Regions from separate parts of the Homo sapiens genome. Here region 1 is linked to region 2. A link is a loop called in an ENCODE intact Hi-C map of the cell type or tissue named here. Cell type or tissue: B cell. All regions are shown on one strand. Links, peaks and the distances in the headings refer to the core of each region. The heading gives the core; the rest is flanking DNA.

Region 1 (8,341 bases), core at 224-8,223, 1.9 Mb after region 2:
TGATGTTCATCTTCCTTCATTTTTGTTCTACAAGGTATGTTATTAAAATTTGCAGACTCCTTTGTTTAAAAGGAGCCCAATAATTAAACTGGTGTTAAAACAAGGTCCAGAGGTTTCACAACTTCGGAGTAAAGCTAAAACTAGTACTCTTGCAACGTGAATAATAGACTCATTGAATTAAGATTCTCTCTTTTTTCTTTCAGTACCCGTGTTTATGATGCAAAAATAAAAGTCCAAAAACTTGGTGAGGATAAAATGTTCCCACAAAGTATATAAAATCTATAAATACCAAAAGAAGCTGGAAAGAATTCAAATGAGATCATGAGAAGTTTGCTTCAAGTTTAATACCTTTTTCCTTTTAAATAACAAGTTAGAATAGCTCCATAAATACAAAATTAAGCCTCTGATACTATACTCACACACTCAAAGGATGAACAAACTTCAAAAATAACATATTTTTCTTTGACAAAATCAGTAAATTGGCAAGCTTGTCAAAGAATCATTTCAGTCTAACATTTTACTTAGTGGATAAATATTTGTCAACAATCTGTAAATAGTATAAATGCTTTTCTCAAAATGCTACGTGAAAGAAGCCAGGCACAATAGATTACACATTGCATGATTCCATTTATATGAAATTCTCAAACAGCAGAACTAATGATAGAAAGCAAACCAGTGTTTGCCAGGGGCCAAGGATAGGAGCAGGGGATTGACTGCAAAAGGAAAAATGAGAAGTTTTCAGGGTAAAGAAAGTGTTCTGTATCATGATCACTGTGGCAGACAGACAACTGTATATATGTTTTCAAAATTCACTGAATTTGACACTGAAAATTGGAGAATTTTGTGAAAATTATACCTCAATTTTTAAAAAGTCAATACATAATAAATCAATATGCATTTCAAAGAATCATTTCAGTCAAAATATTTTACTTGGTAGACAAATATTTATTTGTAGAAAATCTATAAATAATATTTTTTTCACAATCACACTGTTTACTTGCTGCCATGTTTATTATAAGGAATAGCTTTTCATTTTCTTCTAGAAAAACAAGCAAAACCAGAAAGTGCTTGGAAAGTGACCTTGAATGCAATTTAAAACCCTACAAAAATGCTGTATAAACTCAGTATACTAATGCAGTATTTGGCAGATCTTTGAATATTTTCTCCAGAACATAACAGTATACCAGAGGTTGCAAATTCAGGTCATACAAGGGCCAAGTGGATGACATAAGTGAGCAGCATGGTGGCAGTGGTACTGTGGCAAAGTGGAGAGCACAAGGCTCTTCCCAAGTGAGCCACCACCGCTTGGTCCTGCAGACTGATGCCAGGAAAGAACAAAGGCCTCTGTGTAGCCAGAGCCTCTGATGTTTAAAAAGAAGCAGAAATCTGGACTTTAATGTGAAATAGCCCCATTTTTTAGAATAATGGTTCTAAGTGTTTTTTACAACACTGTATGGGTCACACAAAACACATCCATAGATAGGATTAAGACCTCTGGTCCACGGTGTATGTTTTCTGAACTTTTTCAATAGCATGGTCTTGCCGTCTTTATAACTGCTTACCACTTAATTTGTATAGTCTAGAATAACATAGAATGTTAGTGCAACTCAAGTAAAATTCATCTTAAAATTACATGAAGGCTAGTCACTTCTGGTCCCTTACTGAAAAAAACAAGTCCTGTTTATATTCTAAGAATATGGGTTGGTAACAAAATAAAAAAATGACTTAGAATTAAGGGAAAAGTGGTGAGGAAACAATGAAGAAACCACTACTTTAATCAAGATCATAGTCAGCTTCCAGACTCCACAGCAATAAAATAATCCACATGCTGAAATTTGAGAACTTCATTGCCCCAACTAGTCCAACCTGGCTGTAAATTTCGAGCAAACAACTCCAAATATTCCCCATCTGGCTTGATGTAGTCTTTTAAAACCTCTGTTTAAAAAAGAGAAAAAACACAAAAATTATTATTGAGGAAGGAATCCACTTCCTTTTAGCAGTTAAGAGTAGAAACAGAGAAATATTTCATTTTGTTCTTAAAAGACAGCAAATTAATTTCAAGGATTTCATCACAGGCTTTACTATTTATAGTTAGAAAGCCATTTAAAATAAGTACCCTTGAGACTGGGAACAATATCATCTGAACTTCCATAGTCCTGGTTTACTGGTTTCATTTGTAGATGAGAAATGAGGACTTTAACACCTACTAGGTGACTTTTCAGTTTTCCAATACTGCTGATATATCTCCTGAGTATTAACTTTATTTATTTAATTTTTTTTTTTTTTTTGAGACAAGAGTCTCGCACTGTCACCCAGGCTGGAGTGCAATGGTGCAATCTCGGCTCACTGCAACCTCCACCTCCCGAGTTCAAGCAATTCTCCTATCTCAGCCTCCCAAGTAGCTGGGATTACAGGCACACGTCGCCACTCCCAGCTAATTTTTTGTATTTTAGTAGAGATGGGGTTTCACCGTGTTCCCCAGGCTGGTCTCGAACTCCTGACCTCAGGCAATCCACTCGCCTCGGCCTCCCAAAGTGCTAGGATTACAGGCAGGAGCCACCGCACCCAGCCAATTTATTTTTAATAAATATAACCCATACATGAAAAAGAGCTCTAAAAAAAATTGAAAAACAACCCATTTAAAAAAAAAAAAGACAAAAGTCTGTCTGCAATATAAACTTTAATAAAATAATAATAAATGAAGAGCTGGATAGAGATAGAAATACTGAGAACAAATAACTAACATTTAAATAACTAGCCCCCTTAGCAGTAAATTGGTAGCACTAAAAACATTTCTTCATTTTCAAATTATAGATCCTTCTTTACCTAAAATTTCATCATGGTACTTCCACAGTTAAGTATTCCTTGTATTATTCAATGTATTAATAACTACTGAACATTGTATTTTGTTGGGGAAAGAGCTGTAGGCTAAAGAGCTGTTGTCTACACTAAAAGAAAAGAAGAACACAGAAACTTTTTGAAAAGCACATGTTCACTCAATTGGATGACAAATACTTAAATCAATTTAATCTTGATCATGCTGCTGGTTAGCTATGCTAACCACCTAATAGGAATTTGGTATAAAATTCAGATAAGAAAAATCACTAGAAAAGGTAAAATATGGTTCATAATTGCTATGTAAGATTGCGCTTGGAAGAAATCTATCAAATTTAGGAATGATAAGGGTTCTTTAGGAATACTAGAGACAGGTAAGGTTTAAAAGAGAATATATCAAATATTTTAGGTTTCATCATGTTCTTCAGTTGCTCTCACAGCAAAATACTTGTTCATCTGTCAGAAAGTACTGGTCCTGTTTAGCAAAAATCAAAGAAGAATTAAAAGGTTTCACTGTCTATAATTCAAGTGAACTCAAATTTGGGCTTTGATGGGTTCTAGGAGATACTGGCACGAAGGCTTCTAACCCTTTCCTAAGTGCATAAATTAAATGCTACTAACCTTGAAAGAGAAAGATTTCCCTAGAGTCTTGGAGGAAATAACCCCACATGGAAGAACTTTTCCATTTTCTTCCCATGAATTTAACGCCTCACCAGCCTCAGTTCACTTTAATGTGGTCTCAGGTTACGCTGAAGAAAGGTTTTGTTTGTTTTTGTTTCATTTGTTCAGATTTTTGGTACGAAGATGTTAGCAACCCTATTTTAGAAATTTAAACTGGAGTCAGCCAGTCAAAAATGTTTCCTCTTCTGAGCACCCACTATAATCAGTGTTATAAAACTTAAACAAAGGAAGCAGAATATCCATGTTTTATGAGAGTTTACAATCTAATGGAAAATAATGGCCAGGTACTTGGATGGAGTGGAAAAATACATACAACCTAAACCCATTTACTGCCATCCTATTTTCTCAATGTAGTAAGTTTTTGCATGGTTCTTTTCCTTTCTAGTTAAGAAAAACAGAATATTAAGTTGTGTTTTTATAATGTTAACTACAATTATTTTATTTCAAAATAAGGGAGAAGAAATAAAGGCAAATTAATAAAAATGGATTATTCTGGTTTTTAAATATTAATTTAAAAATAAATGTGAATGTATAAATTTAAACATGAGTATGACACATAAACTTCAACAATTACATAACATCTGGAGTTAGTAAAACACACTTTAACTAATGGAGCGGATGCAATCTGTGCACAGCTAGTCATTTCGTTTTTGCTCTGAAAGCATGGGGCAGGAGTAAGAGAGAAGTGGCCCAAACATCAGTGCATATAATCCCATCAACTAAACTTCACTCTTCAGATGGAAACTGTTAGTATGTAAAGCAGTAAAAAGAAGTGGAAATTCCTCTAAGGTAAAATGTGAAAGCTAAAATTTTGATTTAAATACTTTATTTCATGATTTTCCTACCTTAAATCTTCAAACAATATCACTTTATAATGTTAGGTTGTAAACCATAGCTATTGATAGCTTATCTTTCAATCGGAGAAAATTTCAAAACTTATGCAAATGTATCATTTTGAAATGCCATATGCTACCAATGTGGTCTCCTACATTTTGCAACAGAAATAACCAATTAAACTTAAAAAAAAAAAATCAGGGTGTTTCTAAATACAAAAGAGAAAACATTTCATTTTATTAATTTGCATAAAACAGTTTAAGAATATTTAAATGTAAAAGCTGTAAGCATTATATACAGAATATATATCATCCCAAACCCCTAGAGTTATGATTTCAGGGTAAAATATACTGCAGAAATCTGAGAGATGCTTTCTGAAATATATAGAAACATGAACTATACTAAAAATATATACAGTAACATGAACTCAAAAATAAAATATTACAATATTTCCTATCACTACTTAACCAAAACATAAGATTTTATATATATATGGAGTTATTCAGATGTTTCCTCCAGAATCTAACTTTTGTCTTTAAATGTTTTCAATGCTAAAAATGTGTTTGTGCTGCTCTCTACTGGGAATGAGGAAGAACTGCATTTCAAAGATATAAGCTGTAATGCTTTAGGGCAAGACTCATTTTTTTTTTCTTTTATTATTATACTTTAAGTTTTAGGGTACATGTGCACATTGTGCAGGTTAGTTACATATGTATACATGTGCCATGCTGGTGCGCTGCACCCACTAACTCGTCGTCTAGCATTAGGTATATCTCCCAATGCTATCCCTCCCCCCTCCCCCCACCCCACAACAGTCCCCAGAGTGTGATGTTCCCCTTCCTGTTTATTCACTATTTTAAAACCTGTCTCCTGAGGCTCATCTTTAAATATAACTTTATTTTATTTTAAAGGAATTGACAAATAGTTTACTATCATTTCAGAATGAAAAGTTTATGGTCTTAGCTTTTGAATTTTTAAAAGAAAAAAATAAGGTTTGAGACAAACACTAGCTTTGTTACCAAGTGATAAATAAAATTCAAATGAGAGGAATACATATACATATATAATCAGGTATTACTAGTGCCAAGTATAATTTTTTTTTCATGAGGAACAATGCAATCTCACTTTCACTTGAGTTATATATTAAAGCATTAAAGGTCTATGACAGTCCGAAGCATAAGGCAATCGATTATTCACTGAGAATCCTTCTTAGTCAAAGAATGGATTATCAGGTAGACATCTGTATATGTCTCAAATGAAGTAATACTATAAACACCCTTCTAGAGGCTGGGTGCGGTGGCTCATGCCTGTAATCCCAGCACTTTGGGAGGCCGAGGCGGGCGGATCACTTGAGGTCAGGAGTTTGAGACCAGCCTGGCCAACATGGCGAAACCCCGTCTCTACTAAAAATATAAAAATTAGGCATGGTGGCACACATCTGTAGGCCCAGCCACTCAGGAGGCTGAGGCAGGAGAATCACTTGAACCCAGGAGGTAGAGGATGCAGTGACCCAAGATCAGGCCACTGTATGTGACAGAGTGAGACTCCATCTCAAAAAAAAAAAAAAAAAAATTAAAAAAGGACCCTTCTCCATAAACTATTTAAGATAACAGAAATCCTAAGTGCTAGCAATAAAAATTCTCTAGGAATTTGTATTCACTTTCTCCATTTCCCAGGTCATAAACTGCCTCATATTCTGCAAGGTAACATAAGCTCCTGTAGTTTTCCTGAGTGGTAACTTGTAGCAGTTTTTTGTTGGTAGAAATTACCAAACCAATAAAATATGTATTCCTGAAGAAATCCTTTGAAAAGTAAACTTTGAATATCAAATTCAGTATCTCTCAAGGACTTATATTTCTATGTTTTTAAACTCTGACTTGAAAAATTTAGCATTCATTGAGCTTCTATCACATGCTACGGAACTTTAAATATAACTAATTCTCACAACTCTAGAGGACTAAATATCATTATTCCCTCTTTAAATGAGGACTTTGATACAGAAAAATATTTGAGTGACTTGCCCAACTCCCAGAGCCAGGATTCAAAATCACATTAGTCCATTTCTAAAGCCAAATTCCCCACTATTCCCTGCTGCATAGTTTCATTGAATGATAAACATTATACTAAAGCATTAAGACTAGTGAGAATTTGCAGGCTGCAGCAATTACCTGTCAATGTTCCAGAAAAGCAACACTACCTTTAAAAAAACGTAAAACTGAGAGCCACTAACCAAATATCAAGGGACTTCTGTTTCTCTGACTACTATTCTGAGTTCCTGGTTTTAGAACAAGCAAGGGATACAGCCCCGGTAGTAAAATAAAGGGTCTAGCTGAACTGCATCCTCAGATGCCCATCAGCATTCTTTGTGTCAGCCCAGTGATGGGAAGCAACTGATAGCAAGGGGAATCTGAAAAATGGTATAACTGGAAAAGCTGAGTAACATAAAACTAATCTATTCTCTATTTCATAGAGATAGGCAAATTCTGCTATGAATTCTGCTATAAAGTTTTAGAATATTCATTAACAACCTACGTCTGACTTAATTTCCGAATCTGTAGGCCGTTTAAATACTAAATGTACACTTTTTTTCAAATTTGACAAAAGTGATAACAATTCTATTTTATAAAAACATACCAGCAAGCGGTGGCTTATGTGAGTGAAGAGTACAGGGCACGCTGACAATTAATTTGTGGTCTGGAATGGGGAGCACGTTTACATCTGCATTCCTAATTAAACAGAACAAGAAAGTAAACTATATTTTAAAAAACAATTTTCTATACATAAGCCACAGCTGCATTGATTTTTGTTCTCTTTCTGTATCTGATTTTAACACAAATTTTACAATCAATGAAAGAAATTAACAATTTAAGTATTGAGACATTCCTATAATTTCATTTTCTATAATAATGACAATTACACACTAGATAAAACAAAATATAGTTTCCTGTGCCATACCATCCATTCTTTTCTACACTGGACCATTTTCAGAGTTTCAAAAACATAAACATTTTAAAAAGTCAATGATTACTAATCATTTTTAAAAGCGTAAAAATTAATACATGTATACAATTTTGAAAAATCACCTTTCCTACCTCAATGGTAGAGCAGTTTTTTCTTGAACCCTCCCCAGTATAAGACCTTCGTAGGGCTTTTTGTGTGGAGAATCTAATGGGAACACAAATTCTCCTGAATTGGTTATCTGATAGGAAGGAGCCAACAAAAGAGGGTTATTTTTTCCCATCACTATAGAGCTTCCACACACACACAAAAGAAATTAAACCTCCAGGCTAGTGATATTCAGTAAAAATACTATGTGAGCCACATTTATCATTTTAAATTTTCTAATAGAAACACCAAAAGAAGTAAAAAAAAAAATGCAATGAAATCAATTTTAATTATATATTTAATTCAGTCTAACATACTTGAAATACTGTCATTTCAATATGTAATCAATTCAAAAAAGTTACTGAGATATGTTACATTCTTTCTTTTGTACTATGCCTGAAATCCAAAGTGTATTTTATACTTAACAGTACATTTCAGTTTGGACTAGCCACATTTCAAGTGCTGAAGTGTCACATGTGTTAGTGGCTACCATATTAGACACTGCTTCTATAAGAGATTTTTATTAAATATCATATAAATATTTCAAATATAACTTCATTATCATCTTGCACATAAAACAATCTCTACTCTTAACTAAAATTGATTCCTGGAAACCATGTCATCAGTAATTTATTAGTTCATGCAAATAAACTAATAAATGAATTACTAATGAACTAATAAATGAATTGCAATATGACTAAGTAGATCATAATAACACGTTTCCCTTTAGTTACACGAGATAGTATCATTAAACATTGTCAAAGCCAAAATTAATAAGGATAGAAAGTGGGTGGTTGATAGACAATACCTAGTCCAGAGACTGGCCCTTGGCATTATAAATTCAGAAATTCAATTTCACATTTCACCCTGGGATGATCATACTCTC
Region 2 (8,341 bases), core at 16-8,015:
TAGCGAGTGTGGATATAAGTCCACATTTCAAATAATCTTCTAGATATTTTGAAACTTTTAGCCGACTTGCCAGATCTGATTAGATCACCATAGTTTTCCCTTGTCACTTGGCCAATAAAGAGCTCATAATGATCAAGTGTCAGCTCTGCCATTTGCTTTTGGTCCGCTTGAGCTTAAATTATTCATTTTTAAAATCTGCCAAGTTTTTTTTTTTTTCAAGAATCTTGTTAAGCCTCCTGTCCATTTAGTGAAGGTTACTTTAGTTAAAACTAGATAATAAAATCCATCAGTCTACCTGAGTTCTCTTACATGGCAACTCATTACAATTGGGTGCATGTGAACAGAGCAAGGGAACTATAGTTGATTCTTCTGGAATGTAGAGGATCCCCTTTTCCCCAAGGTCATCACATACAGTTGGGCACACACAGTATCTGACATATGCATCTCAAGAGAGTACCATGTATATCCAATAATGCATCAGCCTAATCACTTTTTCAAATTCAAATAGCTTTATTTAACAGCTATAGCTTGAATTACATATTTTATCAATGGAGAATACATATTATATTCAAATGTCTTTGGAAGATGTAAAAAATTGTTCATATGCCACAGTATAAAGTTCAGTAAATTTCTAAATTATAGACATTGAATAGCTTGCAGTTTAATGACATTAATAATTAACATCACACTCAAAACAATGACTTTTTTAAAAAAGGTTATCTTCAAACATTACCCTTAAATCAAAGAGGAAATTAAAACTGTAACAAAAATAATTTGGAAAATATTTTCAATTTTAATGTTGAGAGTAAATTACTTTTTAAATTTATTTTTATTTTTTGAAAAATGTTAAGTTGTAAAATACATATAACAAAATTTACCATCATAACCATTTTTAAGTGTAACGTTCAGTAGTGTTAAATACATTCATACTGTTGTGCAACCAATCTCCAGAATTATTTTCATCTTGCAAAAACTGAAAGTCTATACATATTAAACAATGCCCCATTCCCCCCACCCCAGTCAGATTTTTAATTTAAAAATACAAGTGGAAGTTCTAATATTTTCTATCTATCCCTCTATCTATAAAGTTGGGGGCCACTGAATTCCAGATTGCTGCTTACATCTTTTTACTTCTGAGGATCATGGCCTCTGGGAGTCCGTTAAGCAACTGGAGCCGGGTAGTGTGACAGGCTGACCCCAAAGCTGTGTGTCAGCGTCACCGGACTGGTTGATGTTGCAGCCTCACCTACTGCCCTGAGTCAGTCAGGGTTCTGGCAAGGAAAGGAGAATGCCTGACCAGCAGCTGCAAACCCTTCTCCCTTTTGGCAGCAATCAAAAGATTTTGAGGAAATCTAAAATAGCTCCTCATCAGGAAAATGTGGAAGCCCCTCCAGCTGGGATCTTCCCTGGTGGGCTTGTGAGCCTGGCCATCTGGGAATAGAGACACTAGATAGCACTCATACACTCTTCACAAAACACATTATCACATGGAATGTTTTGAACATCTGGGTAAACCACTACTTTCATTTTATAGCTAAGAAAACTGGGGTTTGAGATGTTTGTTAATTAACATGTTACTCCAACACTGTAATGAATGAACTGAGATAAAGTCAGCAGATGTGTGCACGGGGGACCCAGTGATTTTCCGCTTTTCTCACTTCCCTGAACCTCCTGGCAAGGAGGACAGGGTATACAGCTTTAACAAGAATATTCCACTTTGGGTGGGTCAAGTAAGCAAATGTGGATTTCACTTCTGGCCCTGAAGAATCCAAGCAACTAGTAGAATTTTTGTTTATTCTTAAAAATCTTATTGTACAAAAATTCATTGAATTATACTCTTAAGTTTGAGGCACTCAATTAGAAAGTTAATCGGAAAAAAAAAATCTGTTTAACCCTGAGTATCCCTCCCTAAAATTACTTAAAGCCTAGAATAAAGGTCAGTTTAGACAAATTATGAATTGGCAAATATGGTGTTAGCAACCCTAGTCTCCCAGTATTGAGCCCCACCCATTCTCAAGAGTACTGCTCAGTGGTGACCCAGCATCCTCACTGTCCCCTTCCTCCACCCCTCCTTATTAATATTTAGTGAGACTATCTGAAACTTATTAAGTAGGAAACCCTAGAGAAGGTTAGAGTGACTTGACCTCCAAATCAGGTTTTATTTGTATGTGTTTTTAATGAAATGGGGTCTTGCTATGTTGCTCAGGCTGGTCTTGAACTCCTGGGCTCAAGGGATCCTCCTGCCTCACTTCCCGAGTAGCTGGGATCACAGGCACTAGCCACCATGCCTGGCTCAATGCCAGGTTAATATAGCGCTTTTGATAAACTGTCATCTATAGGAATAGAGTTATAAGCGTGAATCTGCCAGTTGGTACAATGTCTAGCAGGAAACGGAAGGCGTCGATAGGATATTCCTTAGGAATGTTTACTAGACAGAGGTCTACTTCTTCCATGGCAATGTTTCACTTCCAAAACTTGGGACCTGTGATTTGGTAACTGTTTTTTGTCCTGCTTCTGGGCAGTGAATGGAAGGAAGCCTGAGAGATACTAGTTATTATACTGGACTAGTTATAATAACAGATGTCTTGCCTATGATAATGGATACTAGGTATAATAATAGATGCCTTGCTTGTTTAGCTCATTTAATGCAAAGACCTTGAGAAGTAGATACTGTTATTCCTATTATTCTTATTTGCAAATGAGGAGACTAAGGCTTATATGTATTAAGTAATTTGCCCAAGGGTACACAGCCACTGTAGTTTGGAATTGGGAATATTAGGATTTTGGCTTATGAGGACAATGAGCAGAATATGTAAAATTGGGACTGATTGAGAAAATCCTGGAGGTATTGTTACTTGCCTTGGAGAAACAACTTTTTTTTTTTTTTTGAGACAGAGTCTTACTCTTGTTGCCCAGGCTAAAGGACAATGGCACGATCTTGGCTCACTGCAACCTCCGCCTCCTGGGTTCAAGCGATTCTCCTGCTTCAGCCTCTGAAGTGGCTGGGATTACAGGCACCCACCATCATGACCAGCTAATTTTTGTATTTCTAGCAGAGACAGGGTTTTACTATGTTGGCCAGGCTGTTCTCAAACTCCTGACATCAGGTGATCCACCCGCCTCAGCCTCCCAAAATGCTGGAATTACAGGTGTGAGCCACTGCACCCTGCCGAAAAACAACCACTTTAAGATGTAAGATTCAGCCAGGTGAGGTGGCTCATGCCTGCAATCCCAGCACTTTGGGAGGTCAACCTGGGCAGATCACTTGAGGCCAGGAGTTCGAGATCAGCCTGGGCAAAATGGTGAAACTCCGTCTCTACTAAACATACAAAAATTAGCCCGGCATGGTGGCACGCACCTGTACTCCCAGCTACTGGGGAGGCTGAGGCAGGAGAATCTCTTAAACCTGGGAGATGGAGGTTGCAGTGAGCTGAGATTGCACCACTGCACTCCAGCCTGGGCGACACAGCCAGACTCTGTCTCAAAAAAAAAAAAAAAAAAAAAAAAAGATGTAAGATTCCAAAATTGTTCTACAAAGTCCAAGGACACACACACACTCCTGTCTGGGTCAAAATGTATATTGGCAAGCTGGGGCCCTGGCAGTTTTCTTACGTGGATCATACCAAATGCTACGTGGCTTAGCAGCCAAACTTTACAATGAGGACAACTGACAAATCCTAGCCAGGCAGAGAAGATGTGGAAGATTGTCAGTGCCCAGGTGATTCTTTGGGCTTAATACTCCAGGAAAGGGTCATTTCCATTAGCTCTGAGGCTGTCTTCTTATGGCCAGATCCACTATACTCACTTCATTCCCCTGCACGATATCTCGGCATGGAGGGGGCTGGGGTTCAGAAGTCCACACTTGCAGGGAAGCCAGAGGTTTGGGCAGGGGCACAGGAAGAAAGGTCTGTTGCACCATGGTGCTGACCCGTGAGGCACTCCAGGGGCAGGGCTGAGGCTCGCAGGGACAGGTGCCACTGCTGCTGGGCTCCTCACCACCCAGAGCAGGACTTGGCCAAGTACAGCAAGCACCACAAGGGGGAGCACTGGGAATATAAACAAGAAGAACAAAGCTTGTTTATATTCCCATTTATATTTATTTAATATTACATTATATATAAATATATTTATTATATTACATTCTAATTGCAGAGATGCCATCCTGCGTCTCGGCAATTACAATGTAACTCAACGGGAACATTTAACTTGACATACAAGAATTGTACTTTCTTGCAATGTTTAAGGATATACAACAATTAAAGACAGCATAAATGAAAGAATTAAAATGTACCAGCTTTATAAACTGTAAAGCCCACTTTCCCCATGCACCAGTGGATGAGAATTGAAGACAGACTTACCGGTAAATAGGTAAATCACAGTTGTTCCCAGATCGGGATGGCATCTTCATTGTCAGGTCACCCACACCTAGAGTAATGTCTGTCACATAGCAAACACTCAGTAAATACTTATTGAACAAATGAATGAACAGATGAATAAGATTTACAGTCTTCAATAGGAATCAATCAGTGCTCTTTTCTTAAACTAAACAGAAAGCTTTGGGGGAGATCTGACAGCTGCGAGGCACCTGAAGGAGAAAGAATGAAAAAGCAGTTTAGAATGTATACATTTCAAAGGGTGAAATCAACTAAGGTGCACATAGATTATGAAATGGAAATTGGACTTTTGTTTCTACTTTTAACTAGGAGGCCCTGAAACTTCTGAATGAAGTTCAAGAACATCTGGAGGAAGAAGAAAGGCTATGCCGGGAGTCTTTGGCAGATTCCTGGGGTGAATGCAGGTCTTGCCTGGAAAATAACTGCATGAGAATTTATACAACCTGCCAACCTAGCTGGTCCTCTGTGAAAAATAAGGTAAGAGAAAAAGAGAGCTCAAGATTTCACAGTTCTTGAGGCACCTATTTCAGCTTACTTTTTTATTAATTTATGTTAATATTTAGAACGGAGATGCCTGATCTGATAGGGGCCTTTTGCTTTCTAGAATCTAATACTAATGTTTACATACCATCACCTGTGTATACGCAATTTATAAGGTAGAGCACCCATTCAGTGGTCACTGAATGCATCTCTTAAAATATCCTGGCTTTCTGCCTTGTATTTGTTATTTGTGAACATGTTCCCACTAGATAGTAAGCTCTTTGAGGGCAGGGATCATATCTTATTTGTCTTCACTTATGCATTGGTGGCATCCAGTAAATGTTTACCAAATTGCATTTGGAATCATAGCATTGCAGTCTCTGATTTCAATCCACATTAATTTTTCCTTCTGGAGGCCAAATATTTAAAGATACTCTCTGCCTCCCAAATCTTACCTTCAACATGCTTGCCTCCTTATGCATAACACACACACACACACACACACACACACACACACACACACACCCCTTCATGTCCCCTTTTGCCCTACCCATGTATGTAGGACTGGCATGTTTTCTTTTTTGTACCCTTTGGTTATCTTCTGAGCAGAGGGATCACAGAGGGTGGTGACCTGAATAGGATGAGCTCTGCCCCACTAACGGCTCCAATTAAGCTAGATTTTTCTCCCCCTTCAAGAAGTGAGCTGAATACAAAATTGAGTGGAATTTCACGCTCCATATTAGAGCACATACTAATTAGGGTATGCTCCTGGCTTGGCAATGCCGTACTCAATTACAAAGGGAGCAACTACTAAGATAATGAATGCGCCAAGTTAATTTGCCTCCACTATTAATTGCATCTGCTCTATTTTTAGAGCTACTGTCGCCTGCTAATACACCAGAATATGGTGTAATCAGCACCAGCAGGAAGTCAGGAGATATGGGGACCATTCCCATCTGGGTCAGTTGTGTGATCTTATGAACATTTCTTGGGGCTTTAAAGGTTTGTTTTTGTGGATGAAGAGTCAAGTAAACAGAAGCTGGTAGAGGGAGAGGCAGACAATCCACCCAAATTCTTTTCTTTATTTTTTTTCATGAGACAGGGTCTGGCTCTTTTGCCCTGGCTAGAGGGCAGTGGTGCCATCTTGGCTTACTGCAGCCTCCACCTCCTGGGTTCAAGTGATTCTCCTGCCTCAGCCTCCTGAGTAGCTGGGATTACAGGCGCCCACCACCACGCCTAGCTAATTTTTGTATTTTTAGTAGAGACAGGGTTTTACCATGTTGGCCAGGCTGGTGACCTCAGGTGATCCACACACCTTGGCCTCCCAAAGTGAAAACTTGACCTTTTTAGGCTATTGGTGGGCAATGTAAACCAGGAGAAATTTCAGATCCTGTTTCCATAGGCAAAGGCAAAGTCAGGTATAAGAGGGTTAAGAAATTATCTTAAAGTTAATTGCCTCATACTAGCTTGCCCAGAATTATTCTTGATTTGAAATGACTACTGTAAGTTGACTTTAAAATTTGCAATAAGAAATGGTCCAGGGCCGGGTGCAGTGGCTCACCCCTGTTATCCTAGCACTTTGGGAGGCCAAGGCATGTGGATTACCTGAGCTCAGGAGTTCGAGACCAGCCTGGGCAACACGGTAAAACCCTGTCTGTACTAAAATACAAAAAAAATTAGCCAGGCATGGCGGTGTGCAACTGTAATCCCAGCTACTCGGAAGGCTGAGACAGAAGAATCACTTGAACCCAGGAGGCGGAGGTTGCAGTGAGCCGAGATGGTGCCATTGCACTCCAGCCTGAGTGACAGAGCAAGACTCCATCTCAAATAAGAAAGAAAGAAAGAAAGAAAGAAAGAAAGAAAGAAAGAAAGAAAGAAAGAAAGAAAGAAAGAAGGAAAGAAGGAAAGAAGGAAGGAAGGAAGGAAGGAAGGAAGGAAGGAAGGAAGGAAGGAAGGAAGGAAGGAAGGAAGGAAAGAAAGAAAGAAAGAAAGAAAAGAAAGAAAGAGTCGAGAAAGAAAATAATTTTTTATTCCATTTCTGTCCCCTACTCTACTCCACAGATTGAACGGTTTTTCAGGAAGATATATCAATTTCTATTTCCTTTCCATGAAGATAATGAAAAAGATCTCCCCATCAGTGAAAAGCTCATTGAGGAAGATGCACAATTGACCCAAATGGAGGATGTGTTCAGCCAGTTGACTGTGGATGTGAATTCTCTCTTTAACAGGAGTTTTAACGTCTTCAGACAGATGCAGCAAGAGTTTGACCAGACTTTTCAATCACATTTCATATCAGATACAGACCTAACTGAGCCTTACTTTTTTCCAGCTTTCTCTAAAGAGCCGATGACAAAAGCAGATCTTGAGCAATGTTGGGACATTCCCAACTTCTTCCAGCTGTTTTGTAATTTCAGTGTCTCTATTTATGAAAGTGTCAGTGAAACAATTACTAAGATGCTGAAGGCAATAGAAGATTTACCAAAACAAGACAAAGGCAAGTATTAAAAGATTACTTTTACTTAGAGGTTTACACTAAAGTCAAGTTTTGTTTAGCTTCAGAAATGGTAGACATTTCTGAGTCACATTGTATAGCATTTCTTGAAGAGACAATTTATGGAAAATGTTTCAGAGCCTCTTAAAAGAAGCTTTGAAGTCTGCTAAACACCATCCCTCTTCCATCATCGTTGAGAACTGAACTCTTTCTAGAGCAAATTTTCAAAGCAGAAAGAAAAAATGCTAATAGGTTGAGAACTTGAAAAAAAAAAACCAGTTCCCTCATTTATTATTTCTTTATTTATTTTATTTTGTGACGGAGTCTCACTCTGCCACCCAGCCTGGAGTACAGTGGTGTGATCTTGGCTCACTGCAACCTCTGCCTCCCAGGTTCAAGCAATTCTCCTGCCTCAGCCTCCCAAGTAGCTGGGACTACAGTTGTGCACCACCACGCCCAGCTAATTTTTTTGTATTTTTAGTAGAGACGGGGGTGTCAGTATCTTGGCCAAGCTGGTCTCAAACTCCCGACCTCAGGTGATCCACCCGCCTTGGCCTCCCAAAGTGCTGGGATTGCAGGCGTGAGCCACCATGCATGGCCATTTCCCTCATTTATTAAAGCTCATGTAGATGCTCAGCTCTATTCTGCTAAAGCATCAGAGAGCTTCTTTAAAATTGATCTGGAATCCTCAACTCCCAGTTTGAGAAGCCCACTCTCACATATAACCAGAGCAATTTAGTGCCCTCCTCTGAATCACTACAATCATTCCTTAAATCATAAAATGTATGCATAAAACCACAAAAAATGCTCATAAACCCCAAACTACAGAAATATTAGATAAGAATTGCCTTCTACCAACACTAATCATGCCTCATGGCATCCATGTTGGAGACACAATGCTGCTTTATGTTTTAAGGCGGCAGATATCTTCTGTGGGCTTCTATGGAGTAAGTTAGATACCGCATTCGAGAATGAG

What was found. A loop is a pair of places that touch in the nucleus more often than their neighbours do. Peaks named below come from ENCODE experiments on the same cell type or tissue, not always from the same donor. Only the 100,000 strongest peaks of a DNase experiment are listed, where the experiment ranks them.
Region 1: it touches region 2 in a loop (11-fold over the local background); 3 of 110 quality-filtered maps call a loop at or near these places.

What each region holds. Positions count from the first base shown.
Region 1 is chr18:2,537,211-2,545,551 of GRCh38, forward strand. It overlaps METTL4 (methyltransferase 4, N6-adenosine), which reads right to left. Exons shown (of 9, transcript NM_022840.5): 7 at 7,443-7,549; 8 at 6,985-7,076; 9 at 320-1,935. The coding sequence ends at 1,790. Among named protein-coding and RNA genes, the nearest start is that of METTL4, 30 kb to the right of the region's middle. In B cell, for the core only: CTCF peaks have their summits at 4,913 (motif pointing left) and 5,168; a DNase peak (open chromatin) is centred at 4,921.
Region 2 is chr18:620,162-628,502 of GRCh38, forward strand. It overlaps CLUL1 (clusterin like 1), which reads left to right. Exons shown (of 10, transcript NM_001393344.1): 5 at 4,704-4,871; 6 at 6,936-7,368. LOC105371952 (a long non-coding RNA gene) reads right to left here. Exons shown (of 7, transcript XR_935082.4): 6 at 4,359-4,585; 7 at 491-4,046. Among named protein-coding and RNA genes, the nearest start is that of CLUL1, 27 kb to the left of the region's middle. In B cell, for the core only: CTCF peaks have their summits at 4,109, 4,322 and 6,974; a DNase peak (open chromatin) is centred at 4,010.